Linked DNA regions of Mus musculus: regions 1, 2 and 4 are each linked to region 3. The links are chromatin loops, found by intact Hi-C in ENCODE. Cell type or tissue: gastrocnemius. All regions are shown on one strand. Region 1 overlaps Epb41l2 (erythrocyte membrane protein band 4.1 like 2). Region 2 overlaps Epb41l2 (erythrocyte membrane protein band 4.1 like 2). Region 3 holds the start of Gm25016 (a small nucleolar RNA gene). Region 4 has its middle 61 kb from the start of Tmem200a.

The links. Peaks named below come from ENCODE experiments on the same cell type or tissue, not always from the same donor. Only the 100,000 strongest peaks of a DNase experiment are listed, where the experiment ranks them.
Region 1: it touches region 3 in a loop (4-fold over the local background); 9 of 42 quality-filtered maps call a loop at or near these places.
Region 2: it touches region 3 in a loop (8-fold over the local background); 41 of 42 quality-filtered maps call a loop at or near these places.
Region 4: it touches region 3 in a loop (4-fold over the local background); 20 of 42 quality-filtered maps call a loop at or near these places.

Annotation. Positions count from the first base shown.
Region 1 is chr10:25,413,426-25,418,425 of GRCm38, forward strand. All of the region lies in intron 1 of Epb41l2 (erythrocyte membrane protein band 4.1 like 2), which reads left to right. Among named protein-coding and RNA genes, the nearest start is that of Epb41l2, 56 kb to the left of the region's middle. In gastrocnemius, a CTCF peak has its summit at 1,974; no DNase peak of the experiment used is centred here.
Region 2 is chr10:25,486,002-25,491,001 of GRCm38, forward strand. Epb41l2 (erythrocyte membrane protein band 4.1 like 2) reads left to right here. Exons shown (of 20, transcript NM_001199265.1): 12 at 2,950-3,092. Among named protein-coding and RNA genes, the nearest start is that of Smlr1, 48 kb to the right of the region's middle. In gastrocnemius, a CTCF peak has its summit at 2,728 (motif pointing left); a DNase peak (open chromatin) is centred at 2,708.
Region 3 is chr10:25,266,073-25,271,072 of GRCm38, forward strand. It overlaps Akap7 (A kinase (PRKA) anchor protein 7), which reads right to left. Exons shown (of 8, transcript NM_001379238.1): 5 at 1,236-1,396. Gm25016 (a small nucleolar RNA gene) reads right to left here and starts at 103; the gene lies at 1-103. In gastrocnemius, a CTCF peak has its summit at 2,607 (motif pointing right); no DNase peak of the experiment used is centred here; H3K4me3 peaks cover 317 bases; H3K27ac peaks cover 460 bases.
Region 4 is chr10:26,137,314-26,142,313 of GRCm38, forward strand. No RefSeq gene overlaps it. Among named protein-coding and RNA genes, the nearest start is that of Tmem200a, 61 kb to the left of the region's middle. In gastrocnemius, a CTCF peak has its summit at 2,314 (motif pointing left); a DNase peak (open chromatin) is centred at 2,308.

The DNA of each region.
Region 1 (5,000 bases), 150 kb after region 3:
CTATGGAAGAGAAAAGTAACCTGAATTTCCTTATTTCCTTACTTGGGATAGAGCAAGGATGCTTAGCTTTCTATAGAAACAGAACCGAAAAAAGCAGATTCCTTATTGAGTTAAAACTTTGCCGTTTAGTTTAGTCTAGTTGGTCAAACTGAAATTACCAAGGAGAATAGGAAAGGATTGTTAGGGAAGATCTGGTATGGTTCCCAGTTATTTCCATACCATACCTCTTGAATATGTAATCATCAGATTAGTGTTGACCATGAGGGAGGAAAGGTTTATACAAGTAGGGCAAAGGGGAGGTTACCTCTGTGTGTGTGTGTGTGTGTGTGTGTACACGTGTACACCTCAGAACACACATACAAGCCCTTACTTCTCCAGGGCAAATCTTTGCACACTGGTTGTGTGGTTCATAGGGTGTGGATGGCAGAGAGAGAGGGGGCAGAGAAAGAGGGGGTGCAGAGAGAGTGGTGCTAGTGGTGGATTTAGCTGGTGGTGTTTGTCATCTAGATTTCTGTTTCATGGCTTTTGTTATTTGTATATGTACCATCAATTCACAATCAACTATTGGGGTCCACTCAGGCCCAAGTGTCATTCTACATATTTTGTAACTGAAAAATCAGTAGTAGATTCATTGCTGCATTTGTTCACTTAGTGCCTATTTTCAGTCTTGGATCTGGAAGATCATGTTGTATTTTTTGTTCGTTTGTTTGTTTTTAAATGTAGTCATGAGAACTGGACAGTGTAGACCTAAGATAAAGGTTTGCATTAATGCACATGGGAGCATGGAGATGCATTTCTTGTTGCAGAAGTTGGTGTGTGGCTGGAGTTGAAGGGCGTGAGGGCTGTGGAGGGGCAGTGGAAGGCAGTGGGGAGGAACTATTAATTGCTTCCTCCCTTGGCAGCCTGCATAGAATTATCTTCAGGTGCCAAGGAAGTCAGACTTCAGAAGGAGGATTTAGGTCAGATCTAGCTGAAGTCTTGTACCCTAACTGTGTGTGATCTTCAGTTATAGGTGTCACTCTCAACCCCTGGGAGGCAACCAAGACCATATTCATAATCCACAATACTGTGGGGGTCCTGTGGACTTCCCTGATCAACCACTGGAAAGGAGTTGTCTCATGCTGGTTTTTTTTTGTTTTTTTTTTTTTTTTTTTTTTTTTTTGTCTGTCGGGAGCATTATCAGTTCAAGTAGCTTAATTTCCTTTAACACACACATGTACACATATACAACCACACACATGTGAACATGAACACACACACACACACACACAATCTTGTGTATAATTTTAGGTAAATATAAAAATAATCCTTGAAGTTTTATCAATAGTCTTGGCATTACTGCAATGTCATTAGTTCTTTGTTTTTTATGTTACTTACTTTAAAGACAACTTCAAGCTGTCTATCAGTAAAGTCTCTAGCAGTGAATTCCTGGAGAGAAACAATGGGAAGTTGGGATGCCATTTGAGGAGCTGACTTTGGTAATTGCTGCTGTTCAGTACAAAGCACTTTTATGTCCATTCTTTCCATGTGGTGGGCTGAGATGCAACCTCAAGAAGACAGAGCTGCTGAGTTCTCAAGACACTGGTAGTAAGACTTAAGAAATGACAATGTAATCAGTGGTAGAAATACAAGAGGGTGTACAGCAGTTAGCCTGGATGGAGAGGCAGGAACGCATTGAGTCTTGGTGTGCTTTCTTTAGAATGGGGAGCTAGTAGTAGCCTTTACTCCATGATTATATGCCGTTGCTTATAAATTCATCAAATGTTCTTTTACTCACCCATTACATATCAGGCATGATATGACTTCCTATGACTAGCGTGACATTTTCTGTCTACATTGAAGACAGCCACAGTGGAGCCATGTTACTAATGTGGTAGATGAAGGAGGTGGGAAAGGACTAAAGCAGTGGTAGACGGCCTGTTCACATGCTGGCCCTCTGTACATCCGCTTGCTTGCCTAGGACACCCCTGTCTGGCTGCTGCGGGAATTGCACCTTCATTTCTACTTGCAGGTGTTTGGTAATTCTCAGTAGAAAGGAAGAAGAAGCCGCTCTGGGTGTTTTCTGAGATAAGGAATTCTGTACAGAACTGAGGTCTTGATCAGTGAGACCATCAGGTTCTGATGGAATATCTATCCCATCCTCAGAGGGTGCCACCTCCCTCAGAGGTTTCGTTGTTGACATTTTTGCTCCTATGAATTTGGAGAAGCCCTGGAATTCCTTTTTTCAGGTCTAGTGCTAGAAATGGGAAGGGGAAGGACCATAGCTGTGTCTCTCCTGTCCCCGTGAAGACTTGTAGCTGTCAGCGGTGCTGCTCTCAGAAGGTTTCGGACTAGAGCAGTCAGGAAGGATCTCTACAGTTCCTCGTGCTGTGCTGACTCCCAACCACAGCATTATTTTTGTTGCTACTTCATAACTGTAATTTTGCTGCAGTTACAAATCTTGATGTAAATATTTGATGTGGGACCCCTGTGAAAGGGTTGCTCAACTCCCAAAATGGGTCACAGCCCACAGGTTGAGAACCACTGGACTAGCACATTCCTTTGTAGCAGAGCTGAGTTTATCTAATAACTATGAAGGCAAATGGTAAACTGAACTGTATTGTTCTTAGAAACAGTTTTTTTGTCATTTGCTTCAGTCCAGTTTTTGGACTACCATCTCCATAATGTAATCAGACAGTTTTGCCTTGAAGTAACCTGTTTGTGCAGCTTCCCCTTCACGGCACTCTGGGTCTTGAGGCTGATCTTGGTACTGATTTCCCTGGCTCAGTGGATGGCAGCCTCCGTTACCTGGGGACATGGCTTCTGCTTTGCCTGAGCCAGCTAAGCCTTGGCTTTTGTTTGCAGTACATAACATAAAGTTGGCTCTTGCCTTCTCGTTCACCATAACACTTTCTGTCTTTTCATTGGTGCCTTTAGATGATTGCATGTAGTTCTTAATGTGGGTGGGCACTGTCTTGCCGTTTGTTTTCTATTTCATCGGTTTTCCCCTCTTCTCCTGTCTTGCAGGTTAATTGAATAATTGTCTGATTTCAGTTTACCTCCACGTATGGTTGTCTCTGTTTCATTGATACCCAATCCAAAGTTGAATGTATTCCCTCACATCCCCACTGTTCCTCCTGTGATAATGGTTTCCGTGAAAGGCTCTGCTGCTCAGCTATTTAAATGCCTCCCCCTCCCGCCCTCTGTCACCCCCCACCCCTGTTCCCAATCTCTTTGGCCACATTCTTCTCACCATTCTGTTAGTTGGATATTTGCTGAGTTTATCTATTTCACAGATCTCACATAGGTGAGTTTGTTCATGGCTGACTTTAATGTTGATGTCCAACATTGGGACGTGCTTGTGTTTTTAATTCTGTGTTTTAAACAACAAAGGAGCGGGTTCATTAGAACAGTGCAACACTGAGCAGATTTCTTTATTACTTCCTTCTCTAGTTCTTCAGAAACTATAGATTAGACCTTATTTTCTTATCTAACCTCAGTTCCTCCTCCAAAGGCAGTACTAACAAGCTTAAGCTTGCGTAGATCTTGTCTTCTTTTTCATTATAATTTTTAAAAACGTTTAGATTATATCATTTCCCCATTCCCTTTCCTCTCTCCAGATCCTCCCTTGTACCTCCTCTCTGTTTCAGATTCATAGCGGTTTTCTCTATTGCTGATGTACACACACACAGCCTGCCTAGTCCATAAAATAATGTTTTTATATATGTTTACAGGGCTAACTGTTTGGTGTGGGATACTCAGTTGCTGTGTTCTTCGCTGGGGAAGACTGTGTCTCCCACTCTCAGCGTTCTGTCGTTGCCTGTAGATCTGAGTTTAGGGTTGAGGCTTAAAGAACTTTCCTGCTTCAACATTAGCACATCTGTGGGTGTTGTCCCTGCTCAGGTTATGTTTAGACTGCCATGTTGGTGAGACATGGAGGGTATAACTTCCTGAGAGACAATCTCAAAGCAAAATTCCCATTCCCCTGCCTTTTTAGAATCTTTTCCCTTATTTTCTTCAGTGAGCCCTGAGCCTTCAGTGCACACAACTGAGCAAGGATCTGTCCAGTAGGATGCCCCTTACTTTTCTGCTTTTGCCTATTGCACAGCTTTCTATTTGGTCCTTGCTTCTACTGTGTGTCCTTGCCCATCCTGGGTTCTTTACATGGATTTCTACATTGTTTGTATACTACAGCCAAAGATGTTGTGGAACCTGAAACCCTTTCCTCTTGCATAGAAGAAACCTTGCACATCCTGAACTCCTACCCCCTCCCTGAGCCTGCACCGCCATTTCCCATTGCCATCAGCAGAGCATTCAGGCTCTAGGTTTCCCAGATCCGCATGAACACCGTGTGTATGTATGTGCGTTCTCGTGCACACACACAGGCATGTGCATATTCGCTTTATTTTTCAGGTATGGTTTTGCTTTGTACTCCAGACTTGTCTTTAGCGCCTGGTCCACCTTCCAAGTGCTGGGATTACACACTAACACTGTTCAAATAACTTTTCATCTTCATTTTTCTTAAAACAGCTATCCCAGTGGGTGTGAAGAACTATTACAAAGTGAATTTGATTTTATAATGAGTAATCTCAAACTTTTTTCGTGTTGTGATTGGCCTTTAGTAAATACTGTGAGAAATGTCTTTCAACACTTGTCCAGATTTTGAGTTTGGTTTCATGTTCCTTCACATGTTCTGTGTGGTAGACATTTGTCACATACATGCTCATTCAGGTTGTGGCTTTGTTTTCCCCCATATTTTATAATGTATTGCATATATCTAAAAATGCTTTTGAGAAAATTTATTAGAGCAGTCCTGTTTGTGGAAATGTCTGTATCCAAATGTGAATGGTAGGGAGGTGGGGCCGTGCTTGGTTAGAGAGTTGGGGTTTAAGGTGTGTGGACTTATGCAAGAACCACAGTGCAATATTAAAAGGCCTCACATAAAATAGGCTAAGGTTCTACTCCACATTCAGTGGTCAGGATTCTGAAGCAGAATTCCACAGCCGACTTGTGGAAACCCA
Region 2 (5,000 bases), 220 kb after region 3:
ATAGTTTGAAAAATTTTATTTTTATTGCACTATTAGCAAAAATACCATTTTGATTGTTGTTTCTTTATATAACTATAGAAATATGAAATTTGGACTTGAATAGTAAGATGTTAAATACTTAGATAAGACAGATGATTCCTAGACTAACATTCTTTCGTTAGTAGAGGATTCTCACAGGTTAGCCTTGCTCTATTTTTCCGGGTAGAAGAAATGACTAAATAGGTGCAGGCACACACAGTTACTTCCCGGGCTTTGCTTGTGGCTATTTTGATATATGTGGTTGTTAACGCACAAGAGTCTTCCTTAAACTTTTAAGGAATCACCAGAAAAATACAGGCTTCAAGCAAATAATTGTCCATATTTCCAGATAAGACTATTTATAGAGAATTAGCAGTGTCAGACAACAACTAAGTATATTCCGTAGTAGGTCTGAACAAAACGTGCCAGTTGGAGTAGGCATCTCTTGAGTCTGCTCTTGCCATGAGTAGATGCAGTTGCTGTTGTTTCTGCCCCAGAGGAGCCTTCTGGGGACCGTCGCCAGCTTTTGTTCTAAGACTGGAGGCCGTAGAGTTCTCATGTTGTGTTAGAGCTAATGAAGGACAGTCAGCCAGGGCATCTTTGTAGGCCGTGCACTTCTTTGGGAAACCTGCCATCTTGATTGAGCAGTTATTACAGAAGGTGAACAGTTTTCCCGAGGAAAAGCTATAGGCGTAGCGCCAATCCTTTATTTCCCATTTGTGCTTTGGACACTGTGATCCATCGGATGGGCAGGGCATCAAAAGGATGATTGTGTTACTGTGAAAAGTAGGAGACTTTGCTTGCTAGTATGGCAGTGAAATCTGGCTGGGGTCTGTGTTCTGTTTCCCAGCATGGCAGAGCTGCTCTGACCCAGCACCGAGCTTCTTCCTCCAGCCTTTTATCAGGGTTCCATCAGTGTTGCTGATGTGTGTTGTGTTTGAAGGTTTGAACAATATAGATAGTTGAATAATCTTCCTTTAGTGATTGCATCACAGGCAGAGTTGAAGGTGACATCAGAAGACTTAAAAGTAAAGATCACCCAGAGCAGCTGTCGTAAAGCAGGGAGCCTCCTCTGAGGTTAGGAACAACAGCAATCTTCATGTGTTTTCTGAATCTGAGTTATCAATAGACGGGGTGCTGGGCTGCGTAAGTAGAGTCCTCAGGGAAGGAAGCCTTCTCAGATGCCTAGAAGGATGAAAGAGAGACAGCCATGACAAGAGAGGAGAACATAGGTCATCCCAGGTAGTGGAAGGTGCAAAGCGGCTCGGAAGTGAGAGACCAGAAAAAAGACAGCACACTCAGGCCTTGTAGGCGAGCCTGCTGCTGCTAGCTAGGCTTGCTGGCTCCATTCTGTAGGAAGCCTTGGAGGGATCCTTAGTGTGTTGGTCCTACCGTGCAGAGCGCAGTGTTAGTTTTGAAGAATCAACTGGTCCCGGAGAATGGTGAGAGAAGATTGAGTCAGGAAGCCCACAGACTGCATGCAGTGGTCACATAACAGTGTCTGCTGTGGTCTTCACCTTAGGTTGGAGCAGATCACTTGGTTACCACACAATAGAATGGGCGAGTGTTTAAATGTGTGCCATCAACATATTGTCAACTTGGCTTTGTAATTTTTAATTTTATATTGACTCATATTTCAGTATTAGTATAGTTGAAACTATCTTTTGGTCAGATTTTTCATTTTGTCATAATTTGTGATGGCAGCAAGTGCTTAAAATTGTATAATAAGTCAAAGAGGTATGCATAATTATATGCTTCTACACTGGAAAATTAGTAAAACCTTAGCAAAAACAAGCAAAAACCAGCTTTAGGAAATAAATAGGTATAATGTAAGATGTGAACTCATTTTAATGTTGTAACAATTTGTGTGGATTTTGAAAATACATTCAAGGGCCCTGTTTGACTTGCTAGTATTAAAGGGTGATGTTCTAGAATTTGAGGTTCCTGACTAAAGCAAATGGGTCTAAGAAGAAGTATCATTTGATGCAAAAGCAGGGCTAGGAAAGGGGCAGGTCGTGGCGGGACAGGCGAGGGGTGTGGAGTGTTTGGTACTGTGTAGAACAAAGATTGAAAGGGTAGACCCCTTGTTGAACTGATGGCTTACACACACCATCCTTTAACAGTTTCCGGCCCTCTGGGTTTTTTGTTTATTGGAATTTTTCTTGGTGCATGGAAAAAAGCAGACCACGGGGTGTAAAAAGTAAAGCACTTTTTATAAGGAGGAAAAGACCTGAGGGGTATTTCATTGTTCAGGAGGAGTCTCTGGTAGAGAGACTTGTCACTTGGCTTGCTGACTCTTGAGGTGATCCAACACTATGACAAAAACACTAGTACAGTAGGTTCTGCCTCACTGAGAGAGAGAGAGGACAGCAGCACACAGTAGGTTCTGCTACAATGTGAGAGAGAGGACAGCAGCACACAGTAGGTTCTGTCTCACTGAGAGAGAGAGGACAGCAACATACAGTAGGTTCTGTCTCACTGAGAGAGAGAGGACAGCAACACACAGTAGGTTCTGCTTCACTGAGAGAGAGGACAGCAGCACACAGTAGGTTCTGCTTCACTGAGAGAGAGAACAGCAGCACACAGTAGGTTCTACCTTACTGTGAGAGAAAGGACAGCAGCACACAGTTGGTTCTGCCTGACTATGAGAGAGAGTATTGGTGACATTGTAATTCTGCAGTTGGGCCGAGAGCTCCTCCTACTGGCCAAGTACCTGGTGAGCCACATGCTCAAAAATCTGATTTACTGGATGGATTTTTAAAAACTCAGACTATTAGTAGAGTTTTGTATTAGTTTAAAAATAAGTTTATATTACATATTGATATATCCAAAGTTCAAACACTATGGTCTAGCTACATTTGGTTAAGGGGTTCTGTTCTTCAAAGCTTTACATTCACTGGTCTAATGTATTTCAACTTCTCTTCTGATTAGCCCCGATTGGTGTTGTGGACCAAAGCCCTCCTGGAGAGGGCTCAGTGCCTGGCCCTGGAGTTATCAGCTATACTACCATCCAGGATGGCCGGAGGGACAGCAAAAGCCCAACAAAAGCTACACCCCTGCCCGCTGAGGGAAAGGTATGGCCTATTAGCACTTGTGCTGCTGTGTAGGATGCTCAGATCAGAGACTCTCTGCTGCCTTTAGTAGTTAAGACGTCAGAATTTCTTGTTGTTGTGTAACCTACGCTTACAATCTTCTATGTTTCAAATGGAGGCTGCTACTTTGCACTGTGATTTCTAACCTTGTTTTTATTATTTTTCAGAGTAAAATATTTGTTTCCGTGTAAATTATACTAATGCAAGAACAGAGTAGATTATACAAAAATAAGAAAGCAATGTACTGGCATTTCCTGTTTTCTTAGTTTATTATCAGTTGACTTAACAATGATAAAAGCCATGTGGTTTGAAATTGCGTATTTTATTACTAGTCAATTTTAAAGGTAATCCCTGTCTTTTATTACATTAATTTAATTTTTTAAAATGAATCCACTAATAATACAAAGCTGTGAATAAGTGCAGGATTATATGCTGTCTCTGCCTTGTTTGTGCTTACACTATAGCTAATGAACTGAGGCATTCCTTAGTCTGTCAGTTTTGTTATTTTGTTACTAAAGTCATTTCAAGTGGTTACCAGTCACTTGACTAAAGAACTTTTGAGCTCCTCACAAATCATTTCCATGCTTGCACAAAGCATTATTTTATATGTAACATTGGAAGTAGATCACACACACAAACACACACACACTCCCCCCCCCTCTCTCTCACACACACACACATACACACAGAGTCTCTCTCTCTCTCTCTCTCTCTCTCTCTCTCTCTCTCTCTCTCTCTCTCTCTCCCACACACACACTTCCTCTCCCTCTCCCTCTCCCCCTCACACACACACACACACACACACACAGCCTGGATCATCCTTTTGATACACTGTGCCTTTTTAGCTCTGGCTTTGAAAACTGTAGTGACATGCAGAATGAACGTGTAAAGGAACTATTAACTGCTGAAGCATCTGCTGATACTGTAGGAATTCTTGCAAGCACTGACAGCCTCTGTGGCCACCACAGACACATGCCACAGGACAGTGTATCAAACAGCAGGGGATACGAATCATTTGCATCCTTTTGTTAAACAATTTGTGATTGTCGTGTTGAAAAGTATCTGGCTAAATACCATTTATTAAAAAGCAACACAGCTTGTGTTCTACATGATATCCTTCAAGTGCTAAGTGGTCAGAATCTTTTCAGTCATGCTTACAGAGTATCTGAACAAACAGCTACTGAAGAGAAAGTTCAGGATTTCTGTTCAGTTTGTCTTCAGTTTATATATGTAATTATGAAAAAAATCTAGACAAATATTGTATTAAGTTCTAAATGAAATCTTTCTTATCTTTAGCAAATGACTAGTTCTATGAGCATTTTTCTAGCATTTTTAGATACATGTGTCAGCAGCTAGGTTTGAGTAATGTTAGCTAAAACCTCATAGTCATTAATATGTGTAAATTTTATGTGATAAAAGGAGTCCAGTTTCTCTCCTTAAAAGTGGATTATTCAGTTAAGTTTTTAATGACTGTTTTTTATGAAACTTGCTTGGGCGTGAAGCTTTCACTAATGTTTCTTCTTTTCTTCTGTTTCCTTCTTGTTTCTTTGAAAATAACCATTGTGGGATTCATCACCAACCATGGGTTGTTTAAATAGACCACTTGCATGTGCCCCCTGTCACCTCTCATTTGCTGTACTTCATCTTTTCCTCCTTACCTCCTGCCAGTCCTTGAAGTGGACTTGCTGTCAGACATTTCAGAGGAAGACCCTTTTGGGGAGGCTGATCAGACCACACTCGATAGCTTCGAGCTGCTTTCCATGGGTGGGACATCAGAGCAGGGTGACTCTGAAGTGGCCACATTGGATTCGGTCTTAGATCCTATTGTAGCCCCTCGTCAACCTGACTGTCCTTCCATGCCTGAGAAGACTGTCAGGTCGGCTGTCCCTA
Region 3 (5,000 bases):
TCATAGGTTAGAACACTGAGCCTAGACATAGGATTTCTCTCCTCTGCCACCCACTTACACACACACAGGACTCGGCAGCCACACCTGGCACCTGCAGGGCAGGTCAAATTCTTTAAAGCATAGAAGAAACACCAACCATGAAAACCAACTGCCACTCCACCCAGCCTTCCACTAAAGTGTGCTTTTAAGTAAGCAACTATTAACACACAGAGGTAATATACTGTGAAGAATAAAAGCATGTCCTAAAGGGTCACAGACAATATGATCTTCTCTTTATCATGTTAAAACCAACTAAAATAAATATGCATATATTTTAAGAGAATACAAGGACCCAGCTTCAGGATGGCGGCCAAATTAAATGGAGACAGACCCAGAAAGAGATTGTAGGGATAACAACAATCTGTGGAAACCTTAGCTTTCATTTTAGTACTAGACATTCAGTTCCTACATTATTTTTTAAGTAGTTAAAAGGAGAGGGAATAAGGGAGGTAGAGGGGTAAAGAGGAAGAAGGAAGAAAAGGGAGGAGAGAAAAAGAGATAAGTAGAGGAGAAAAGTCAAAAGAGAAAAGCAAACCACACATATACCAAACACTGACAGTGTTTCAGACCAAAGAGGAGTGAGCATTCGCGATGGCACAAGACAGCGCCACACAGCACTGAGTGCAGTGTGCAGCCTAACACTAACCTACTATCTCCCAGTCAAACCCAAAGCTCACCCACCCATCCAACCCCCACTTTGTCGCAATTGAGTGTGTTTGTTATAAGTGGCCTATAATGAATGTGGGGCCTCAGACTCTCCTAAGTAGACATTCTCCTCAGCAAAAAACTAGCCAAAGGGAAGGAGGGGGCTGTACAAATGAAAACGTGACTAATCTTCATTGATTGGCTCTCTGTAATAGAGGTGACAGTTCCCACAGGCCTCTGAGTAGCAATGGTGATTGTCTCTCATTCTCTCGATGCTTACCAAGGGCTGATCATATGTAAAATCTCATAAGCAAAGGACTTACAGTTCATACTTGAATCCAGTCTAGTATTTCCCTAGAAAGCTCCAGAATCAAGAGTCTCCTCAAGAGGACCTCCCAGGCTTTTAGCCACTGCTCACACAACAAACACCAAAGCGGTTCATGTGCAGTGAGGTTATACTGATTCTCCAAATTAGAAGACACCAGATCTCCATGACAGCCACTGGCAAAAACACACATGGGGTTTCCTGAGTGCAACACTGTCCGTCTTACCTGCTATCTCCAGGAGTGCGCTAACATGGTCTCCATCTGCCAGCTTCACAAAGCCAACCTGACCTTGGAAAGTGCCAATCCCTTGGAAGGGCAAAGCCAAGTGTTTCCCTTCAAGGATCTCCTCAACGAATGGCTTCAATTCCAAAAGTGCATCGGTACCGCTAGTGAGAGATGACGTTTCAGCATGGCATAAAAAGCAAAATAGAAAAATAAAATAAATATGGAATAAAGAAATCCAATTTTTTGAAAATAAATTGTATATTATAGTAATTATTTCAAAGTTCAAAATATCATTTAAATCTAACCTATGTTTAAAAACCAATATTAATCTTTAGACAACTATAGAAGTGACTTAAGTCTTTTCCTAGTTATAATTACTATTAAAGACATAAAAGCAGATCGTATTTCATTATTCATCAAGAAACTTCTAAGTCAGATGTGGTAGTACACACCTGTAAACATGGAACTCTGGAGGCTGAGGCAGGAGGACAGCAAATTTGAGTTTGAGGCCAAGCTGGACCACAGTAGTAGACTACAACAAGACCTTAACTCAAAATAAACAAATAATAAACTGCTAACCAAGAAAACACTACCGGAATAACTGAAAGTGCTGTGTGCACAGCTCTGCTGTGGAGCACCTGCTGGCTGTGTGCGAGGGCCTACCTAGATTCAGTCTCCAGTCCTAGATCCAATCTATCCCTCCAGGGTAGAGAGAGAATTAAAACTACATTTTTACTAATTTTTTACTAATGATATATCCCAAACCAACCTACCACACACAAGAACTTTGCTAGGTTGTGAGGAATGTTCTAACCTTCTGTTTGTTTTTTGTTTCCAGGGGTGGGGTTTCAGGCAGGTTCTCATGTACAGAAGGATGGTTCTGAACGTGTGGCCACCCTGCTACCACTTCCCAGATGTTAGGGTGACAGGCACGCACCATGCCCAGTTTCAAACCCAGGCTGTGTCTGACAGAGCAGACAAGCACTTTACCAACCAAACCATGTCCCCAGCCCAAGTCCTAGATTCAAAACAAAACAGAAGAAAAACAGGACTCACTGTTTGCAATGCATTCCACTAAAACTGAAATAGGCATTTTCTCTCAAAATACAACACTCTTTGTGATATGATTTCTTAAAACTGGGTTCAAATAAAGTATAAGTTTATCTATATCTGCCAACCAGAGCTAACAGTTTGTTAGAGCTGTTTAGCCCGTGTTCACTTATGGCCACTTTGTGTTTCAAATCTTCATTGCTCTTTATACTTCGAATCAGATACGAGCAAACTGTGCACAGTCTTAAACTTAGGGTCAATCACTTCCACTTCCGGCTCAAAAAGAATTCTGGTGGGTGTAGCTTAGCATGAGAAAAAATTAAACTCTCACTAGAGGGCAGCAATTGCTTAAAAAAGAAATGAACGCAGGCGGTTTGGAGAGGCTTTTCAAACTGTCTAACAAACCTGCCTCTGGATCAAGGCAGTCAAATACACGAAATACAGATTTCTGTAGTGTTTTCATATTTCTAAATCTTCACACCCAAGCTCTGAAGGAACCCATGCATGCACTTCAGCCACACCGCAGAGATAACGTAATGCTGGAGAACTGCTTTTACATGCCAGCGTTTCTCCCTGCGCCTCCACGGCTACCTCTGAAGTCAGGTGTGCCTAACTGCATTCGCAGCCATGGGACACAGACACACTCCTAGTCCAACGCTGCCCTTCCCTTCGCTGAATTCTGTGAGGCAAAGCACGGGATCACAGAGCACTCACACACATACAGTAGACTGAAGGAATTAACACAAGACATCCAGTCCCATGGAACTATAAACCACAAGCTAAGGCAAACCATGAGAGAGAGACTAAGACCTCCCAGAAGCAATGAATCTGCAGAGTCCTGGTAAAGGAAACAGGCGGCCTACACAGTGCTGGCATTCAGTTATCTGGCTGAATAAAGCAAAGCATTTACCTAATGAGGCGCTATTGATCCAGTGGGTGCCTTAGGAAGCACTGCTATTAGATCCTTCTAAACATGGGTTCTCAAGAGTGCTTTGTGAAAGACTTCTATATACTTAAGTTTATTCTTTAACTTAAGTAAAGGTTTTTAATTTTTAAAAAAAGAGTATATGCATAACAAAACAGAACTCTGAAACTGAGTTCAGGACAGCTGATATTCAAATTAAGCTAGGACAACTATCTTATCAATTAACAGCTGCTTTATCCTAAAATATTTCTACTTCTTCCTTCTACACTGTGAAGACTCAAAAGGACCTCATATAATAGCTACCAAAACCAGTTCATGATTTTAAAAATGTCTGTTGGATATATTCAACATCCAATCTATTGACTAAACCCTATTCTTTTTTTTTAAGATTTATATATTTAATGCATATAAGTACACTGTCGCTATTTTCAAACACACCAGAAGAGGGCATCAGATCCCATTATAGATTGTTGTGAGCCACCATGTAGGTGCTGAGAATTGAACTCAGGAACTTTGGAAGAGCAGTCAGTGCTCTTAACCACTGAGCCATCTCACCAGTCCAAGATCCTAAACTTTGAAGAATTAAAATGAATATGGACTAGGAACTAATCCAAATAGCTAACATACTATACAATATGAGATGAAAAAACAAAGTTAGACTAGGGGTACTTAAAAAATCATTCACATTAAAAACTGTCTCTCCAGAAAATGCCATCCATTTTCTAGTTAGACGCCCAGACAGAAGACACACCTTGCATCACACCATCTCTTAGAAGTTGACAGCTCTGCTCCTCCAGATGTGGGCAGGTTTCATGAAATCAGCTGAAACCCTTGGAGAAAAGACTTGGGGCCAAAGGAATTCTATTCCCAGACTGCCTTTGGATTGAGCCCATAGCACAAACTCTTCTGGCTCCCCAGCCTTCCAGTCTTCCCAATAGATTTCAGACTTACCAACACTCACAACCATGTGAGCCAGTTCTGTGAATGAATCTCTACATAGGCAGCTATTTCTACTTGGATGGATAGAGAACGGGAATTTGTGTGCTCATACCCGACCTGTTCTGTCCTTAGAGAACCCTGACAATTGATAAAGTAGGACAACTGTTGCTATGGACCAATCCATCACACAGGGTGAGATTCTGCCCAACTACTCTCACTCCGGGGCACACCTTTGGTTTGTCTTCCTTGAGAAGCATCAAAGCATTTGTTTCTTCTTATGATTGGTATATTGATAAGCTGAAATAAAGCAAGAAATATCTCTGCTTCTCTCTGCCCTTGAAGGTCATAAAGATCAGAAGACTGCTGGCTGTCACACAAGGGTCGACTGCGTCAAGACCTTAACTACATTCATCATAATGTGGCCAACCGTGAATTACTAATGTATTTTCTTTTCCTCTCTTCTATGTTTCCCTCACCCTCTCCCCAACTCAAGCCTTTTCTTCATTCCCTCAGGAGCCATATGGGTCAGAAACAGGAATAATCCTTTGTTCATCCTTGCTTTGGTTTTCCAAAGAATTCAAGCTTGAACTTAATACATCAAAAGCCACAGGAGACAGCAAGGAATTCTACAATCAGTGACTTACAGTCAACCTTTATGGACTGTGGAGTGGAGGCGTGGAATGGAATAGCATGGCCCTGAGAGTGAGTGGGGCAAGCTGAACCAGAAATGCCCACCCCACCCCAGGAAAGTAACAGCTCTGATGACGGACAGCCACGAGTAAGAGCCTGCTGGGGCACATGCTAGGCTCTTGCTTGTACTGACACTGTTTACTGGGATAGCAGGCATATGT
Region 4 (5,000 bases), 870 kb after region 3:
GTGGGTTGAGGAGCACCCTCATAGAAGCAAGGTAAGGGGGAATGGGATAGAGTGTTTACAGAAGGGACATTGGGAAAGGGGATAACATTTGAAATATAAATAAATAAAATATCCAATTAAAAAAGAATAAGTAAGTCTAAGAATAAAGTCTTACATTTTTATAACTGATACTTAGCTAGGTGTTAGACATGAATGCCCTCCGATTTCCCGATAGGCTACATAATCCCAAATGATCAACCCTTAAACACGTGTACTTATCAGCAATACCAAATGCTTTCAATAGGGCGTGCGTGCGTGCGTGCGTGCGTGTGTGTGTGTGTGTGCGTGTGCGTGTGTGTACCTATAGCAATAATAATTATAGAAAAAGAGATCATGGGCTTTTGAGGGAGAGATCACAGGAGGAATTTGGAGAGAGAAGAGGAATTATGTAAATGTGGTACTTAAAGTCAAAATTCTCAAAAATAAATTAATTAATTAATTAATAATTAATTAAATGAGCCTTTAGGAGGTGGACAGATAGCTCACTGGTTAAGCACTTTTTGCTTTCACAGGGGACTGGGCTTCTGCTCCAAGTGCCCACTTCAATGGTTGATAACCACCTGCAATACTAGTTCTAGGATATCAGCCATCCTTTGCTGGCCTGCTTAGGCACCTGCATGCATGTGGTGCACATACATACCCACAGGCACACATACATAAAATAAGTGAATCGATCTTCAGTTATTTTTATTGTACATGTATGGAGTCCACTGTGATAATTTGATACAGGCATATGATGTGCTATGATTAAGTCAGGGCACTTAGCATTTTTATCTTTGTAAACATCTATCATTTCGTCATTGAAAAACTCGAAGTTTCTCTCTTCCAGTTGCTCATAAAATGTATAATAAATTGTTGTTATCCATGCTCGCTGCAGGAAGCCATGGGACACTGTCCCACACTTCTCCTCGCTGTATCTATCTTTTCACTGCTGAATGCCAGGCAGAATGAACAGCATCTTCATATACAGATTTTTGCCAAATTGAAATGGCACTGTGCGGCGGGGAGGGGGATCAGGGAGCATTAAATTCAAAGGTCTGCCTTTCTAGTCTGAAAATAAGAGGGTTACCTAGTCATCTTCAAGGAAGGTATCGACCCCCTAAAGTATTTAAGGATTCACCTAATCACTCTAAACCACTATCCTTATGTTGAACAACATTTTCTGAATCTACATGTTGATATATTTTGAGGGTCTTTTTAATTTATTTATAAGGATTTATTTATTTATTACTATTGTTTCTATTTTTAATCATGCAAAATTAAAGTGGTCATAAAGATGTTCCAGGATGTTAAATGCCAGAGCACATTTATTAACTCACCCCCTGTGCTTCTCCTGTATACCCTCATAGATTCGTCCTTCATTTATTCATGCATTGATTAAATATTCATTGGGCCTAGGCTGTATCCAGTGCTTAACAGGCACACACGAAGGGGACGGGAACGTGTGCTTTTTTGCCCTTCCCCTTTCAGTCTGGATGGAAAACTAACTCTTAATGTGGCCCTTGGCACTTATTACAAAAGTCAAGATCTCCTTTAAATAATGTCACACTCTGTAAGATTGACTTTGTTGTCCTATTTTACTGATAGCAAAAAATGAAGTTGAGAGAGCTGAGATTCAGGAGCCTTGGCCAGATTTTCATTGCACAGGTGCTAAGCAACCATCCCCTAAACATGAAAGGAACATTCATCGAGCAAACTATGAGTGTGTCTGACGCTGTCTTTGTGTAGAAGTTCAGGAAGATCCAAATAAATAATATAGCTCCAGGAGATGCTTCTCATCATATTTCAAAAAAAAATTACATCTAATAAGAACATAGCACACAACAAAGAACACAGGTGGGCCAATAGAAGTGGGGTTCAGAGGCTAAAACTCAGACAGAGGGCTTAGGAAGCCTGGCTCTTGTGAGGCATGAGAGGAGAAAATCAACGCGATATTCTTTCACCTGCCCATGTTTCACAGTGCCTAGCACATGCTTGTAGAGACAATCATTTTAGCACGTTATTACATCGATGATGAGCAGGAGATATTATTTGATGTTTTGACATTTCATAACTGCTGTAAACTAGTTCTATCTTATGTCAATGGCTGTTCTCATGACTCCCACTGTTTGGCTTTTCATCTGTTATTTCATGAACATTTTTCTATTGTAGACTTCTAAATGTCAAACAACAACAATAACAACAACAACAACAACAACACAACAACAAATCAGTAGCTTGAGATTCAACACGCCATCTTCAGTTCACCAGCTAGTCGCGACCACACTGCCACCTAGTGGTTTGTAGCTGCGGCTTCCACAGTAAACAGTCTATTCAAACATATCAAGCTTACACATCTATTAACTGATTCTGGTTGGTTTATTTAGAACATACAGCTCATTTTACCATAGAGATGATATCGTGAATGACTATGAGGTTTCTAGTCTGCTTACACAATCCCATGATGGAATCCACACCTTCCATGTATTGTAATCCATTGTTGCAGGGGCAGGGGTGGGGGAAACTAAGACAGCAACCGTCACAAAAGAGACAGCTCATTTTACCCAGCTCAGACTCTGAAGAAACACAATACAGGTGGAAGAGCTCACTGGGATTAACAAATGATGTACGATGAGGGTCCAGAAAGCAGTAAGGAGCGGGCACTGTGGAGAAGGGCATCCATGGGGAGGGATGTGTGAATATGCATATATGACAAGACCATTCTTGGTGTGTGCAGAGAAAAGTGAGAATCCCTGTTTCCCAGGGAGCAAGGTGCAGAATGCAGAACTGACCTCAAGATACCTGGAGGTCAGGTGCCCAATTGCTTCCTATTAATTAGACTAGCTTGAATTTTCTATGAATGGGAAAAATACTTGTACACACATGACAATTAGCATAATTATTTCAAGATCTATGTTTGCTATTGAGTTTATTAAGAGCTCCTTGTTCTTCATGTCACTGCCTCATAGCTTATTCACCCATTCACGTGAAAATGAACGTCCTGGATGTTTCTATGGTTGGATGTTACAATAACAGGCTCAGGCTATTGTAAGTTCTCACTTATAACTTGTCTATGTGAAGATGTTCTCATTTAAGTTGGATAGTTACGTCGATTAGGGTAGCTGTACTGTATATCAGTCTATTGCCCTTTTAAAAGTCGATATACTGTCTTTCATCAGGGCAAGACCATTCTCTGTGTGTACAGTGTCACCAGTCAGTGTTGAATTTAGTCTCTCACAGTTTCCTCCAGCCCTTGCTATGGTCAGAGTTTTTCGTTATCCAAGTGGATGCATCCTGATATTATGTTGTGGTTTCTTAATACTTTAATGTTATTTATTGCCTTTACATGCACGAATTTGACATCTGTTTCCCATGTAATTTTTGAATATTGTAAAGTTGTTTTGAGCAACCCCTATTTGTCCTTAATTTAATTCCCATTGTCAGATATATCTTGATACTTTATTCTTTGTTATTTGTTATCTTTTCTTTCATTTACTGACTTCCTATAGATTGGTTAAATTTAGCACTATTCTATTTTGATACTTTCCCATAGCTTCTGGATATATATATACACGTTTTATTCATTTATTTTTCTCTGACTGTCAGATGGGGGCATTTGTGATCATCCATTTAAAGTCCACTGATTCTTTTCTTAGTCATTTCAAGTCTATAAATATTTTTGCCTCCCTTGCTAAGGCTTTATTTATTCATCCTTACACCCTTTAATTTCTTTCTCTGTCTTATTTCTCCAGCTGGTGCTTCAAGCACAATGCAAAAAGGAGTGGGAACGGTGGGCAGCCTTGTCTTGTTCCTGATTTCATTGGGATTGCTTCAAGTTTTTCCCCCATTTAGGATGGTGTTTGCCGTGGATTCCTCATTGATGATGATGATGACGATGACGATGACGATGATGATGGATACTGATGTATGTTCCCTCTAGTCCCACTTACTCTTTCTAGGACTTTTCATCATGAAGACATGTTGGATTTTTGTCAAAGGCTTTTTCTGCTCAGTTGGGATGATCATGTGATTTTTTTTACCTTTCAAACCACTTATGCAGTTTATAACATGTGTTAAATTGTGTATTTTGAACCACCCCTGTATCTCCTGGATAAAGCCAACTTGGTCATGGGGGATGATAATGTGTTTGATGTATGTCAGTATTTGGTTTGCAGGTATTTCACTGAGCATTTATGAATCTGTGTTCACCAGGAATTCTGGCCTGCAGCTGTCTCGTTATTCTTGTGTCTTTACCTGGCTTGAGCATTAGAATAATGCTGGCTTCATAGAATGAGTTTGGCAATGCCCTTTCTGTTTCTGTTTTTGAAATGTTTTAAGAAGGAAGAATTGGCTGTAGATTTCCTTTGAAAGTCTGATATAATTCTGTTATGAATCCATCTGGACCTGAACATTTTTAGTTAGAACTTTGTTACCATTTCAACTTCTTTGTGGGTCTATTTCTGCCATTGGCTTTTCTTAGTTTAATTTAGGTGATTTGATGGAATCTAGAAAATTCTCCATTTCTTTAGGTTTTCCAGCATAATAGAGTACAGCTTTTTAAAGTGTTCCCTTAAAATATTCTGATCTATCTCTCTCTCTCTCTCTCTCTCTCTCTCTCTCTCTCTCTCTCTCTCTCTCTCTCTCCATCTTGCTAATTTCTCAAAGAGCCAGCTCTTAGACTCATTGATCTTTGTATTAACTAACCACTGCTCTAGACTTAATTTAGATCCTACTATTGAGGCAAACTCTTCTAGGTCCATGCAGATGAGCAATGACTTAGGAGTTGGTCCACCTGAGCTGATGGGAGTAGATTATGTCTGAAGCTGTGCATGAGTCCCAAGAATCTTGCCATTTTATCCCATGAGTGCTTCATCTACTTGAGGCAATATATGCTGCTCACTTCTTAGCTAAAGGCTCAAAAGAGATTCTGTGTGGGACTGCTGTTGTCCCCTCTTCACTCAGTCTGCGAGGGCTGTCATCTG